Regions from separate parts of the Homo sapiens genome. Here region 2 is linked to region 1. The links are chromatin loops, found by intact Hi-C in ENCODE. Cell type or tissue: IMR-90. All regions are shown on one strand. Region 1 overlaps NAALADL2 (N-acetylated alpha-linked acidic dipeptidase like 2). Region 2 overlaps NLGN1 (neuroligin 1).

Evidence for each region. Peaks named below come from ENCODE experiments on the same cell type or tissue, not always from the same donor. Only the 100,000 strongest peaks of a DNase experiment are listed, where the experiment ranks them.
Region 2: it touches region 1 in a loop (6-fold over the local background); 2 of 110 quality-filtered maps call a loop at or near these places.

Annotation. Positions count from the first base shown.
Region 1 is chr3:175,145,040-175,147,539 of GRCh38, reverse strand. All of the region lies in intron 2 of NAALADL2 (N-acetylated alpha-linked acidic dipeptidase like 2), which reads right to left. Among named protein-coding and RNA genes, the nearest start is that of NAALADL2-AS3, 31 kb to the right of the region's middle. In IMR-90, a CTCF peak has its summit at 1,097 (motif pointing right); no DNase peak of the experiment used is centred here.
Region 2 is chr3:174,124,499-174,126,998 of GRCh38, reverse strand. The region is part of intron 4 of NLGN1 (neuroligin 1); the gene reads right to left. Among named protein-coding and RNA genes, the nearest start is that of NLGN1-AS1, 200 kb to the right of the region's middle. In IMR-90, a CTCF peak has its summit at 1,539 (motif pointing left); a DNase peak (open chromatin) is centred at 1,528; H3K27ac peaks cover 197 bases.

The DNA.
Region 1 (2,500 bases):
GCACTATTCACAATAGCAAAAACATATCATCAACCTAGGTGCCCATCCGTGGTAGACTGGATGAAGAAAATGTGGTACATAATATGTCATGGAATACTACACAGCCACAAAAAAGAACAAAACCATGTTCTGTGTAGCAACCTGGATGCAGCTGGAGGCCATTATCATAAGTGAATTAATCCAGGAACAGAAAACCAAATACGGCATGTTCTCACTTATAAGTGAGAGCTAAATATTGGGTATGGATGGATGCAAAGATGGCAACAATAGACACTGGGGAGTGCTAGAACGGGGAGCAAAGGAGGATGGCAAGATTTGAAAACTACCTATTGGGTACTCTACACACTACCTGGGTGACAGGTACTCCAAATTTCAGCATCATGCAATATATCTATGTAACAAACCTGCATGTGTATCCCTTGAATCTAAAATGAATTTGAAATTATTTTTTAAAAATCATGTTTGCTTTTCTTAACTACAGAATTACTTCAAAAGATCTTAGTTGAGTTTTCCTAAAAAAAGACAAAAATCAGTGCTTTTACCCAGAAAGATTTGCACAAATGCAAATAATTTGGGGACTATATTAAAATTTAGCCATTTACATCATATGCATTTTTTTTCATTAAAATAACTGATCCACTTCAGATCTTGGGAGAAGATTATGTACCTGAATGACGTTAGTAAATTGTAATTTAATTAAATTTAGTTAAAAAAAAAGCTACCTTCCCTTTTTCAAAAAGAGAAAAGTTAAGCCAACAATTTCACACATGGAAGGCAAAATAGTCAAGTAATTGGTTTTCCTATCACTATTTTGTCAAGTAATTACAAGGGAAAACATATACGCATCACGAAGTAAAATAGTAACTTTCAGCCTCTTTCATTATTTTTCTTCTTAGTTCATGTGATTGAAGCCATTCATTTTTCACAATCTAGTTCGTCCAGCACACTGTTAGTAATATGCTATATGCCCTACTTTGTGAAGCAAAAGTAATATTCTATGAATTTCATTTCATCTCTGATTTATCTACAATTTTTTAATGCATTCTCTACAATAATTATTTTAGCTTGCCAGTTAGTTATTAGTAGTCCCACCAGAGGGCAGACAGGGGAAAACTCAGGCTGTAAAACTCAAATAAGCACAATACTGATATTTACTCATTTTTCTATAAAAGCTGTGCAAATGGGAGCACTGTACATATTTGATGCTTATTTCAAATCATTTTCCATTGTTTTCCACAGTCCTTCTCTTTTTTCTGGGTAGACCAGAGACTCACTTTGTGATCTAGTAGTTACCTAAAATAAATTTTGATGGAATTGAATTTATTTTGTATGAAGAAGGTTATGTAAGAGTCAACAGACACACATGAGCCAAATTTAAAATTCAAGAAAATTTACAATAATAGGCCAATAGGGAGACTTCAGCTGATGAGATTTTTTACTATTCTGTAAGAATCACGAATCTTACTTATTACCAAATACAGTATGTGTCACATTTTCTACAGTGAGAATTCTGACAAAGGTGGAAACTGAGAATTACATTAATCTAATTTGTGTGCTACAAAAACATGGAAAACAATTTCCACATCCACAGGAGTCAGTCAGTACTTGATTCTAGCTATATGTCTGAAATGATAAAGAAGAGGTTTATTAATATTTGTCAAAAGAGTACATTTCAAACAACTTCTGAATTATTTGAAGTGGTAGGAAGACTTGTTTTAGAATATCTTTTATTAAAAACTTTAAATAGTTCAATTATTATAAGGAACAGTAAATCCTTATTGCCAAAGTAATAATTTTGTGTAAAATTAGTAGAAAGCATTTAGTTTTGCAATAGCAATAATTCAGGTAAAAAAAAATACACAGAAGTATCAAGACAGTAATACAAAATTGAATGCTTAGGCAATCAGCAAATCAGCCAAGAACAAAGTAAGTCCCTGGTTCAGCACTACTTCTAAACAGCTTTATCTTTAAGCCCAAATTCATAAATCTAGGCTTAAGAAAGGTCAAATGAAAGAAGAAAAAAAATACATTTTCTTTCCGATAAGTTTCATCCATTGCTCGTCAAGCCAATAGAAATATAGAAAACCAATTCTGTTAATTCTGAAGGCAATCTGTTCAACGTCCTTAACACAGATATATGTTTGTGGGTTTAGGTTTATTGAGTGCTACTGCCATGTAGGTCACTGGGAAATAGAAATTTGTCTAAATCTAATTGGAAGAAGAAGAGCAACTTACAAAATTAAAAATTCAGAGAGCTAAAGGAAGTGATACCAAGCCAATGGGCACTGCAGATAAAAGATCTAGAGGAGGTGACTGAACATTGATCCATGTGAGTCATCAAAACACGGTATTCACTAGGGAAATTTTGTCACCACCTAAATGAAGAATAAGGGGACTAAGGAAAATTACCCTGCCTATTAGCAAGAGCTAGGACAGCCCCTCCCAAATCCTTCTCTATCCAGGGATGAAATTAAATATTTAAAATTTGTAAGTGTGAAAA
Region 2 (2,500 bases), 1.0 Mb after region 1:
TATAAACTGTATCTAACTATCTATCTTACCAATAGAGTTTAGAGCAATAGTTAAGAAGTTAGCATGCCATGCTAGCACATGACATTTTGTAGTTCAGAAAAAAAGCTTCTAATGTCTTTGGGAGCCAAGAAATCTCCTCTTCATTAACAACAAATTTATTTATTTATTTTTAGTAAGTATTGTGTAAATACCATGTATCTGGTGCTAGATTAGGTACATGGAAAAGGCAGCTTAGAAAAATCACAGAAGTTGTCCTCCAGTAGTTGGTGATTTTCAAGGGTCTAGTTTTCCAATATGGCATTTGCACAGGTTTAAGGAAAGGCACAGTATCTTATTTTATATTCTCTTCTCAGTCCCAGGTTAAGGCAAGTTTTGATATGGAGAGTGAATTGACTCCTAAACTATATTAACAATAATGATGGGAACAATTAACTGAGGAAGAATTTATTACCACACATGGTATCCTAACAATTAAGTTACATAAATATTTAATCTTACTCTCTGCAGTGCACTTGGTTGGAAGGAATATACAGAAATAATAAAAGTCACATCCATTCAACACTTGGATCATCTGTACCTGTCACTCCTCTAGACACTTCATGGACATTATAATTTTTAAACTATGACCCAGGTCTGTCAGGTTGCAAAGTATATTTTCTTTCCTCTACACTATGGTCTGGTGCTTGCCCTCAGTGAACTCATAAATCTAATGGGAGAGACAGGGCTACCACACATAAAGCAATAAGAAAATAAACAGAAACTAGTTCTGTGGCCTTGATTTTAAAGCCCAAACAAACAAACAAACAAAGAAACAGTGACAATACAGCAAATCCAGTTCAAGAAAGGGAAAGGTGAAGGCTCTAGTGGCAGTGACAGAGTATAAGGCTTCTTCTTTCCAGCATCATGCCCGGGTGAACACAGATTTGCCTCCACTCCTTCTCAATGTGTGACCTTGCACTCAGATGCTCATTTCTTCATCTGCAACATGACAATATTACTTATTGCACTGTGAGACTAAAAGTTAGATGTAAAAGGTCTTGCATGATGTCTGCCCTAAAGTAGAAGCTCTGTGTTGTTAAAGTTAACAGCTATTTTCTTCTTTTTATGACTTAACCGCATAGTAGTTTCTGACAAAGTGACCGACGACTACTCTCTGGAAATATTCCTCACTCCTTGTGGCCTGGGATGCTACAATCTTAAAAGTTTTCTTCCTATCTCTTGAATACTCTTGGTTTCTTTTGGGACTCAGTGCCAAGTTTTATCTGCTTCTTTTATCACCGTATACTTTCTCTGTATACAATCTCATGTACAACCATGACATGTGCATGTATATTCTGCCAACTCACTAGGCAATATTTCAGACTTTGACCTCTCTTTGAGTTCCGAACTGGAATATGCAGCAGCCTATTCAGTATCTCCATTTGACCATCTTACCAGTATCCTAAGAAGAGTATGTCCACACCTGAACTCCCTGTATCACACAGCTCCCCCACCTAAACTCCTTCTCCTTTACTTCCCTCTAGCTTTGTAAACAGCACCACCATCTGGCTAGTTGTTCAGCCCACACATCTAGGGATCATTTTTGATAATCTTCACCTCCTTGTGCTCATATACAGTCAATCATGAAATCTTTTTATGACTTCCTCTTAAATATATTTTAAATCAAACCTCAACTTTTTATCTTCCCCTGCTGCAACCTAGTGTAAGCCAATATGGCCTATAGGCTAAAATATTAAATGAGTCTTACTTTCTTTTTCTTCACCTAGATCATCCTACACAGAGTCATCAAAAAGTCTTTTCAAATCTGAAAATCTATTAAGATCATATCTAAACTTTAAGCCTTTTCATTGCTCTTAGAATGGCTTTTCATTGCTCTTAGAATACAAATAAAAAACCTCAACCTTTGCCTAAAATGCTACCTTATAATCTGGCACTTGAATATTCCTCCAACTCCATCTCATGCCATTCTCCATGCACTCTCAATATTCTGCAGCTAGACTAGCATTTTTTACATTCTTCAAGTGTCCCAAGCCTGCACCTGAGTCAGGCTCTTTCAATCTGCTGGCCCTTCTAATGTTGCCTGGTCAATTCACAGTCAAATTTCAAGTGTTAGCTTAAACTTTCTCAGAAAAGATTCCAGGAACCTCCGTGCTAAATTTGGTCCTTTTGTTACATGCTCCCATAAAATTCTGTGTTTCTTCATCCCAGCATTTAGCTCATTCATAATATACATACATATTTTATATACGTGTGTAATATATGTATATACACATATACGTATAAATATATAAGTATATACTATAAGTGTATACTTATATATGTATATACACATATACATATATATAAGTATGTACTTATATATATACGTATATGTGTATACGTATATATACGTATATATGTATACGTATATATACGTATATATGTGTATACGTATATATACGTATATATATAAGTATATGTATATAAGTAAGTACATATGTATATATACTTATATATATAC